Linked DNA regions of Homo sapiens: region 1 is linked to region 2. Evidence: chromatin loops called from intact Hi-C (ENCODE). Cell type or tissue: Caco-2. All regions are shown on one strand. Links, peaks and the distances in the headings refer to the core of each region. The heading gives the core; the rest is flanking DNA.

The links. A loop is a pair of places that touch in the nucleus more often than their neighbours do. Peaks named below come from ENCODE experiments on the same cell type or tissue, not always from the same donor. Only the 100,000 strongest peaks of a DNase experiment are listed, where the experiment ranks them.
Region 1: it touches region 2 in a loop (15-fold over the local background); 17 of 110 quality-filtered maps call a loop at or near these places.

The regions. Positions count from the first base shown.
Region 1 is chr5:160,240,735-160,246,104 of GRCh38, forward strand. No RefSeq gene overlaps it. Among named protein-coding and RNA genes, the nearest start is that of FABP6, 14 kb to the left of the region's middle. In Caco-2, for the core only: a CTCF peak has its summit at 2,573 (motif pointing right); DNase peaks (open chromatin) are centred at 2,619, 3,550 and 4,553.
Region 2 is chr5:160,343,306-160,348,675 of GRCh38, forward strand. It overlaps C1QTNF2 (C1q and TNF related 2), which reads right to left. Exons shown (of 3, transcript NM_031908.6): 3 at 4,449-5,370. Among named protein-coding and RNA genes, the nearest start is that of C1QTNF2, 25 kb to the right of the region's middle. In Caco-2, for the core only: a CTCF peak has its summit at 2,208 (motif pointing left); a DNase peak (open chromatin) is centred at 2,216.

The DNA.
Region 1 (5,370 bases), core at 102-5,101, 100 kb before region 2:
AGAGAGAGAAAGAGGAAGGAAGAGGAGAGAGAGAGAGAGATGGAGGGAGGGAGTGACAGAAGAGACAAGAGAGAATTTTCACTATAATTGATTCAAGGACAAATTCAAATTGCTGGCAGGGGAGAAATATTTTTTTTTTTTTTGAGACAGAGTCTTGTTCTGTCACCAGGCTGGAGTGCAGTAACGTGATCTCGGGTCACTGCAACCTCTGACTCCCTGGTTCAAGCGATTCTCCCGCCTCAGCCCCATGAGTACAGGCACACGCCACCACGCCCAGCTAATTTTTTGTATTTTTAGTAGAGACGGGGTTTCACCATGTTGGTGAGGATGGTCTTGATCTCCTGACCTTGTGATCCCCATGTCTAGCCCTCTCAAAGTGTTGGGATTACAGGCATAAGCCACAGCCCCCAGCCAGGGGAGAAATTCTTAAGCCTGTATTGTTATAAACTCACAGATTCATAGACTATGGAAAAGCAGGACCTCAGCTCTCAACTAGTTTAAACACTGTATTTCACAGACGTGGAAACTGAGGCTCAGAGAGGAAAAGAAATTCATCCAAAGTCACACAGCAGAGAGTGAGTGAGTCTCTGAGAGTAGTAATGCGGGTGTGGGCTTCACTCACTGATGGAGCTACAGTTTCTCAGTGTGGGTAAATGGAGTAAGGTGAGCTGGAGAAAAGCACCTATGTCACTGGCATCTTGGCAGGGAGGATTCCTCAGCCAGAAGAGCCGGTGGTTAAGAGCTTTGACTCTGGGCTGGGTGTGGTGGCTCACACCTGTAATCCCAGCACTTTGGGAGGCTGAGACAGGAGGATCGTTTGAGCCCAGGAGTTCGAGAACATAAGGAGACTTCATCTCTACAAAAAAATTAAAACATTAGCTGGGCATGGTGGCACATGCCTGTGGTCCCAGCTACTTGGGGGGCTGTGGTGGGAGGATAGAATGGGCCCGGGAAAGTCACGGCTGCAGTGAGCCATGATTGCACCACTGCATTCCAGCCTGGGCGACAGAGAGAGACCCGGTCTCAAAAAAAAGAGCTCTGGGGCCAGGCACGGTGGCTCACACCTGTAATCCCAGCACTTTGGGAGGGTGAGGCAGGTGGATCACCTGAGGTCAGGAGTTAGAGACCAGCCTGGCCAACACAGTGAAACCCCATCTCTACTAAAAATACAAAAATTAGCCAAGTGTGGTAGCGCGTGCCTGTAATCTCAGCTACTTGGGAGGCTGAGGCAGGAGAATCACTTGAACCCAGGAGGTGGAGGCTGCAGTGAGCCGAGATGTGCCATCACACTCCAGCCTGGATGACAGAACGAGACTCCATCTCAAAAAAAAAAAAAAAAATAGAGCTTTGGTTTTGGAGTCACATTACCAGGATTTGAATCTTTTCTTTATCACCTAGAAGCTGTGTCACCTTGGGGTAAGTTCATCCATTTCTCTGAGCCTCAGTTTCCTCACCTGTAAATGGGAATAACAACTGTACTTACCTAATGGACTTGCTACAAAGTCACTCAATGTTAGTTTCTACCATCACCTCCATCATCACAACCATCACTCTCAGGTCAATGCAATCAAAGGGTTAGGAGTGCCTCTGTCACTAACTTGTGAGTCACTGGACCTCTCTGAGCCTCATCTTGGTCATGTGTAAAATGAATTAGTAAGACCTTCCCTTCCTCGGTCACAGAGGAGTTACAAGGATAAAGGGTAAAAATCCTTGCTTTGGGAGGCCAAGGCGGGCAGACCATTGAGCCAGAAGTTCAAGACCAGCCTGGGCAACATGGCGAAACCCCATCTCTACAAAAAATACAAAAGTTAGCCGGGCGTGGTAGCACATGCCTTTAGTCCCAGCTACTTGGGAGGATGAGGTGGGACAATCACCTGAGCCCGAGGAGGTCGAGGCTGCAGCGGCCATCATTACACCACTGCATTGTTGCCTGGGTGACAGAGTGAAATCCTGTTTCAAAACAAAATTTTTTTTTTATTTATCCATGCTCATGACTCCCAGAAAGTTAGATTGGCTTCATTATTTGCTGCACTGTGCAAGATGCTGGAAAGACTCCCCATTCCACAGACCTGGTTCAGGTGCCCTTTACCACAGGCTCTCCATGACCTTCACCCTGACATTTGGGAGTCATCTTTCCCACTGTGCCAGGGCACCTGCCTCCCTCCTGGCAAGCTCCTTTAGTGAACTTGGGAGCTACTCATAGCATCTTTAAAGATCACCACTAGGGCCGGGCGCAGTGGCTTATGCTTGTAATCCAAGCACTTTGGGAGACTGAGGTGGGCAGATCGCTTGAGCTCAGGAGTTTGAGACCAGCCTGGACAACATGGTGAAACCCTGTCTCTACAAAACATGCAAAAAATTTAGCTGGGCTTGGTGGTGGGCATCTTTAGTCCCAGCTACTTGGGAGGCTGAGGTGGGAGGATGGTTTGAGCCCAGGAGGCAGAGGTTGCAGTGCGCTGAGATCGTGCCACTGCACTCCAGCCTGGGGGACAGAGTCAGACAATGTCTTAAAATAAATAAATAAATAAATAAATAAATAAATAAATAAATAAATAAATGAAAGAAGATCACCATTAGGTGGCACTCTGCCACCTGCCTGTCATTCCTTGGATACCTGATGTGTTTGGGGGGAAGGAGCAGTGAAATCTTGAGTGATTGGGCCTTTGTGTGGCTGTGTGTCACCCAGGGTGACATGGCATGGCGAGATCTTCAGCCTCCACAATCCTCAGTATCGTCATCTAGGCAATGGTGATAATCCAACTAGCTCATGGTGGCGTTGTGAGGACAAAAGAGGAGTAAGGATAAGAGCATGAGGAAAGTGCCAAAGACAGGGCCTGCCACATAGTAAGCGTGTACAAAGGAGCTATTAAGGGCTCTTCTTCTTCTTTTTTTTTTTTTTTTTTTTTTTGAGACGGAGTCTTGCTGTGTTGCCCAGGCTGGAGTGCAGTGGCACAATCTCGGCTCACTGCAAGCTCCGCCTCCCGGGTTCACGCCATTCTGCTGCCTCAGCCTCCAGCTGGGACAACAGGTGCCCGCCACCACGCCCGGCTTTTATTTTATTTTACTTTTTGTATTTTTAGTACAGACAGGGTTTCACCGTGTTAGCCAGGATGGTCTTGATCTCCTGACCTTGTGATCCGTCCGCCTTGGCCTCCCAAAGTGCTGGGATTACAGGCGTGAGCCACTGCGCCCGGCCAGGGCTCTTCTTGAAACGTCTACTGGTGAGAACTGGCACATACAGGGTAGGGCTTCAGAGCAGGGAGCAGTGTCCAAGCCTGGCTGTGCACGAGCCTCTCCTGGGAAACCTCCCATCTCAGACCTGCTGGACCTGACTCTAGGTAAGAAGACCATGGACTGCCACTGGGATGTGCTCCCCTGCCAGGTATGACCTGGGAGACCATTCCAGTCCCACCCTCTCATTTACAGATGGAGAAACTGAGCTCTAGAAAAGGGAAATGACCTGCCTAAGTCCACACAGTTGGGAGCAGCAGAAGGCCTGACTTCCCAGATGTCCTGCCTGTGTGTCTCTGATAAGGGCAGGGGCCTAGAACCAGCCAGAGCTGGCCCAGCAGAAGCCTGGCCACTTGAATTCTTCCTTTGAAGTGGGAGCTGGGTTGGGGGGAGGTGCAGCTGTCTCACCTGAGCCCTAAAGAAGAGGGGGTCCACTTATTTCCAGTGTTCCTTGTGGAACTCACTGCTGAATGATAATACCACGTGTTCCAGGCTTCCTTACCATACACCTGAACCACAGACTAGGTTGGCAGCCTTCCCCTTAAAATGAGGAGACAGAGGTTCAGAATGGAGTGATGGCTATCGTCAAGACCAGACACACTCAGACCTCTCACCTCTCAGGCTCTGCATTCTTGTCTAGATTGCACTTCTTCTTTTTTTTTTTTTTTTTAGACAGAGTTTCACTCTTATTACCCAGGCTGGAGTGCAGTGGCGCCATCTCCACTCACTGCAACCTCTGCCTCCCTGGTTCAAGTGATTATCCTGCCTCAGCCTCCCAAGTAGCTGGGATTACAGGTGCCTGCCACCATGCCTGGCTAATTTTTTGTATTTTTAGTAGAGAGAGGGTTTCATGTTGGCCAGGCTGGTCTCGCACTCCTGATCTCAGGTGATCCACCTGCCTCGGCCTCCCAAAGTGCTGGGATTACAGGCGTGAGCCACTGCACCCAGCCTAGATTCCACTCTAACTTAAAATGTTTTATTGGCTTCCTATTTGTTAAAATGTTTTAAATTTAATTTAAAAAATTTTTTAAAAAAATAATTTCCTAGAAAGCACAGATTCCCAGTTTCTCTGGAAACATGGAGCTTACATCTCTGAAAGATAATACCAGGTAGGGGCTGGGTGCGGTGGCTCACGCCTGTAATCCCAGCACTTTGGGAAGCCGAGGCAGGTGGATCACGAGGTCAGGAGATTGAGACCATCCTGGCTAACAAGGTGAAACCCTGTCACTACTAAAATTACAAAAAAATTAGCAGGGCGTGGCAGCGTGCGCCTGTAGTCCCAGCTGCTGGGGAGCCGAAGGCAGGAGAATGGCGTGAACCCAGGAGGCGGAGCTTGCAGTGAGCCGAGATTGCGCCGCTGCATTCCAGCCTGGGTGACAGAGCAAGACTCCGTCTCAAAAAAAAACAAAAGAAAAAAAAAAAAGAAAGATAATACCAGGTAGGAGCTGAGTAGACATCATATCCTTTAGGGAAACACTGGCTTTATAGCTCAACACAGTCCCCACCACCTCGCACTGTCAGTCATCCAGCTGTATTTGCACACTTACGGTACCTACCTGGCCCTGGCGGGCATTTGGACCTGAGACACCTACCAAATGCTTTGGTGTCTTCTTCTGAAATTCGGTTCACAAGGGTTTACTCTGAGGAACAGATCCTGGTTCATGAGAGCTGCTAAGATTCTCTTCCAGGCACCTGGTGCCAGGGATTGCCTCAGAAATACAAGGATGCTGGTTGCTGGCAAGGAGGAGGGCAGCTCTTTGGGCTGCTTGACAAGCTGGATGGTGCCTGGAACTGGTCTGAGCCAGCACTGAGGCAGGTCCCCTCCTGGGGGAAGCTCTGGGGAGGCCCCAAGCCTGGTCCCAGGTCTTCACCTTCACAGATGGGGCTGGGAGCTCAGGGAGCCCCTCCCAGATCTAAGCATGTTAGAAGCAGACAGATGGAGCCGCAAATCTTGTTAGCCGGTGGCAGATGTGCAAGGAGCTACGGTTCTGTGTCTGCTGGTGAGCATGCTCTGAGAACCCCGGCCATGAATCAGGAGTGTGAACGCCAGGCAACTCTTTGCTTTTATGAACCCACGTCCATTGTTCTGTCCTAGTGGGGTGTTCCCTACCAGGTGAGTGGATGGCCAGCTGGGCCAGC
Region 2 (5,370 bases), core at 82-5,081:
TTAGAAAGCTCTTCTGGGCCGAGCGACGTGGATCATACCTGTAATCCCAGCACTGTGGGAGGCCCAGGTGGGTGGATTACCTGAGGTCAGGAGTTCGAGACCAGCCTGGCCAACATGGTGAAACCCCATCTCTACTAAAAATACAAAAATTCACCAGGTGTAGTGGCGGGTGCCTGTAATTCCAGCTACTCAGGAGGCTAAGGCAGAAGAATCGCTTGAACCCTGGAGGCAGAGGTTGCAGTGAGCCAAGATGGCACCACTGCACTCCAGCCTGGGCGACAGAACAAGACTCTATCTCAAAACAAACAAACCAACCAACAAACAAAATGAAAGCTCTTCTATAGGGTAAGTTGAAATGTTTCTCCTATAGCTGCAAGAGTGGTCTTCTCAAAACCCAAGTCTGCTTATGTCACTTGCCCCCTTAAAATCATTCTGTGGTTTCCTGTTATTCTCATGGTCAAGATAGCCATCTTTAGTTTGACCTATCAGCCTTCAAGGTCTGGGCTCTGCCCCCTCATCTTCTCCCCTTGCACACTTTGCCCCCATGACCTGGGGAGGGGCTTCTTTGATTCCTCTCCTGTGTCATGCCCTGCCCCACCACGGGGCCTTTGCCTGCCATGCCCCTCCCTGGAAAGCCCTCTCCATCCAGCTTCCCTTGCCAACTCCCACTTGCCCTTCAGCTCTGCTGTTACTCCACCAGTGCTACTCCCTGACAGTCTCACCAGGACTCCCAGTCTTCTCTCCTCAAGGTTGAACAGCCAACACTCCTACGGCAGGTGGCACTTCTAGACCCTCCACACCCTCCTCGGTTTCAGGTTGTAGGATGCCTAGAACCAGACTCAACATCAGGGAATGAGGAGCTTTTCAAAAGTGATTTGCCCATCTAGTTCTGCCAAGTGACAGGAAACTGAGGAGGTTGAGGATTAATGCCCCGTTAGCCTTTCACCTCTGAGGCCCTTGATCTCCATGTCTTGAAGCTCACACATTAAGTGTGTTTTATGGGATAAGAGAGCCCCAAATAGAATATGGACATTTCACACGAGGAAGCCATTTCGGACCGCTGTCAGCATCAGCTTGAAACCCACTTGGGGTGGAGATAAATGACTGTCGGAAGTTTGCAACGGCATCAGCAAAAATAAACACCTGTGATGAGGTTGAACTCTTCATTATTGTTTTTAAGTCAGGGCCAATCTGAGGCAAAAGTATAAAGTAGATGGAGAATGTTTAAAAAATAAAAAATAAAAAAACAAACCCCACCATTTTCCAGAGCCATCTTTGGGCTCTTTCTGAGAAATTCTTTTTTTTTTTTTTGAAACGGAGTCTCACTCTGTTGCCTAGGCTGGAGTGCAGTGGCACAATCTTGGTTCACCATAACCTCCGCCTCCTGGGTTCAAACAATTTTAGTGCCTCAGCCTCCCGAGTAGCTGGGATTACAGGCACCCGTCACCATGCCCGGCTAATTTTTTTTTTTTTTTTTTGTATTTTTAGTAGAGACAGGGTTTCATCATGTTGGCCAGGCTGGTCTCGAACTCCTGACCTCAAATGATCCACTCACCTCGGCCTCCCAAAGTGCTGGGATTACAGGCGTGAGACACCGTGCCCGGCCTCTTTCGGAGAAATTCTTTTTGGGTCTCCGTCTCTGGAGCAGGGAGAGAAAAGTGTTGGGAAGCCACAGAGGTCTTCGGGAGCACCCTCAGATGCTGTGGTTGAGGAGCTGGGCCTGCGAGGTGACCTTCAAACCCACACTGTGCTCCATTCTCAGTGCCACCCCGGCCTGAGGACAGCTGTGGAAATGACACCGGGACAAGGGAGGCACACAAAATGTCCTCCCTTGAAGGGCAGAACTCGAGTCTTTCCTGTGTTAGTTTTCCCCTCAGCCCGGCCCAGAGCTTGGCAAAGCCGGCTGTGGGTTAGAATCGGCTGAGGAGCTTTTATGAAAGCGCATGGAAGCTGTCCCCGCAGGAGGTTCGGCTGCTGAATGAGGTTGTGGTGCCAGATAGATCTGACTCCTCACCTGGTTTGGGGACCCCGGGTGCATTCTTCAGCCTTGCCTCAGTGAGTGCTCAGGACACGTCTGCTGAATTGAAAGAGACCTTCAATGGACTGAACAACAACCTGCTTTCTGGCAGGCAATCTAGAAAATAGCCTGAGACCAGGGTGTATCTCCCAGCCTCCATGCCGCAGGCCGGGAGGTTTGTGTAGTCGACGTTCTCCCCCTAGTGGCCTGAGTGAAGATGACAGGCAGGAGGGAAAAAAAGCCTTTTCACCTGCGAGGCCTGGCTGCCAAGGGCTCCCGAGCTGCGGATGGACACCAGGATCCAGCTGCTCTTCCATGACTCGCCCTCCCTTACCTCGCCCTGATCCCGGCCCTGTCAGATCTCATCTTTACTTAACATTCTGATATTTTGTTTATCATAGAGTTTTTGGGTTATTTTTGATTTATTAAAATATTGTATTAAAATATTTCTGGCCGGGGGTGGTGGCTCACTCCTATAATCCCAAAACTTTGGAAGGCTGAGGCGGGTGGATCATTTGAGGTCAGGAGTTCGAGACCAGCCTGGCCAACATGGTGAAACCCCCGTCTCTACTAAAAATAAAAAAATAAAAAAATAAACTAGCCAGCCGTGTTGGTAGGGCGCCTGTAATCTCAGCTACTCGGGAGGCTGAGGCACAAGAATCGTTTGAACCAGGGAGGCACGGGTTGCAGTAAATTGAGATTGCGCCACTGCACTCTAGCCTGGGCGACAGAGCAAGATTCCATCTTAAAAAAAATTATTTCTGCCAGGTGCGCTAGCTCATACCTGTAATCCCAGCACTTTGCGGAGGCTGAGGTGGGAGGATCATTTGAGGCCAGGAGTTTGAGACCAGCCTGGGCAACATAGCAAGACCTCCGTCTCTACAAATAATTTAAAAATTAGCCGTGTGTGGTGGCACAGGTCTATAGTTCCAGCTTCTCAGGAGGCTGAGGTGGGAGGATCACTTGAGCCCAGGAGGTCGAGGCTGCAGTGAGCTGTGATCGTGCCACTGCACTCCAGCCTCGGTGACAGAACAAGACTCTGTCTCAAAAATATATATATTTCTATTGATTACTGTGGTTTTTGTCACCCTCTTACATTTTGTGCATGACGTGAGTGCCTCAATTTCGCTCCCCCACCCTCATCATAGTCCTGATGCAGAAGTCAGCCCACGAAGCCCCCCTAGACATAGGGAGTAAGACCCTCATCATTTGTCAGCTGAACCCTGAGGCTCCACCCAGGGTTGCGCTGGCCTGTGAGGGCCTTGTGTGTCTAGTGCTCTTTGCACTGTAATTAAGGGCACTGTAGATTCTCCAGGCTTTCTCCAGAAGGGGAATGGCCGCCTTTCAAAGTGTGTTCTGAATGAGAAAATACCCCTGGATCAAGGGCGATTTGAGTGCACAAAGATGCACTGGGTTCTGTGGTGCTTACAAATGTGGAGACCTACAGGTAGGCCCTGGTTGCTGAAGCCCACAGTAATCAGCCGAAGCTAGGAAGAAGGGCTGGGGCCCAGTGCATCTGGGAAGGCCACCGCCTTGGATCCCCTTCCTCATCTGGGCCACCATCCCGCATGATCAGCCTGAGACCTCCAAGTGGCTCACCAAGGAGGCAGCCATCCTCAGAAGAGTCAGGGGATAAAAGGAGTGCTCATCTTTGACATCACTCTCTACCAGAGACCCGCCTCAACTGCATCATCTGCTTCTGCCCCACCTGCCACAAACCCACCATCTGGAGCAACGCTAGACCACATCCAAGGAAGACAAGACCCCAGCCCTGGGCCCTGGAAGGTCTCTGCTATCATCTGCCCCACGCTCTACAAAAGAGTGACGAGTCTTCCCCCATCATTCCCACACTCTCCCTGAGGAGTCCCTGGTAGATGCCAAGGGGACATCGGTTCAATATGGGCCAAAAAGTGGCAACCACAGAGCTCTGGGGTCCAGCCCATCTTGCTGAGTTTGGATTTATTACCTGGGCTACAAAGGGTTAAGTCAAATGCCTTCAAATGCCTATATCCCTGAGGGAAGGAAGAGGAAGAAGCGAAAGGCTCTCCTAAAATTTATTTTTGTAAGAAAAAGAAAAGGTAAAAAGAACTGTTCACTGACCAAAGCTGACCCCTTCCCACAGGGGTGCTGCAGGGGACCCCAACCCACACGTCAATCTGATTGGGCCAGAAAGCCTTTCCTGAATGTTTCAGACCCACCCCAATCCCAAACCATTTATGGCCCAGAGACAATGGAGTTATTTTAAATAAACCCGATTTTATTTATGGAGATGGCCACTCCTTCTGGAACTATCCCGTGCAGCTATCCTTGTCCCTGAGGATCTCACTAGGCGGGCAGCCAGAGAAAGCTGCTAGGGAGCTGCAGCTCCAACTGAAAATTATCTCCAGCAAATCGTTTCATGGGTCTCTCAGTACCTGCGTTTTTGTTTTTGTTTTTTTTTTTTTTTTGTTTTTTTTTGAGATAGTCTCACTCTGTTGCCCAGGCTGGAGTGCAGTGGCAGGATCTCAGCTAACTGCAACCTCCACCTCCTGGGTTCAAGCGATTCTCCCGCCTCAGCCTCCCCAGTAGCTGGGATTACAGGCACCCAACACCACGCCTGTCTAATTTTTGTATTTTTTTAGACGATGTTTTGCCATGTTGGTCAGGCTGGTCTTGAACTCCTGACCTCAAATGATCCGTCCACCTCAGCTTCCCAAAGTCCTGGGATTATAGGCATGAGCTACCACATCCCGCCAGCACCTGGCACTTTTACTGCAGCTTCTTAAGCCCCCAGATCCCTGCATACTGGCAACACCTGTGCTTGGGGTGCGATTCATTTGCGTGGGATCCATTCCTGCCATCTCAGAGCAGCGGTTCTCAGATGCACGTGCATATCCTGGTGTATCTCATTCATTGAGAAGCGGGCCTGCAAAAGATTAACTAATAATAAAGCGCTCAAGTCTGTGGCCGACTTGACTCATGCAATGAGCAGATTCAAGATGATCCGCCTATCAGTGTCACTTTGTATTCTGATAAGCCTTCGTGAATGGAACGAGCTCTGCCATGGCCTGGGACATTCTGTATTATCTTCCAGCCTCACGCCTCATGCCTCCCTTCTCAGTTCTTACCTTGGCCCCTCCCTCTTTCCTGTCAAGGTCTTTGCACTTGCAGAGCCTTTTGCTGGAGACCTCTTTTCGAGGCCTTTGTGTTGCTCTATTTCCTTCTTTGGAACTCAGCTCAAAAATGGAAATTTTCCAGGTACTGACTTAGAGGGGTCTTAAGAGAGCTTTTGGGGAAGGGAGGTGAGAAGTTGGAAATAGCTTGTTCTTTGATCTACATGGAGGTTTCAGAGTGTGCACATAAGCAAAAATTAT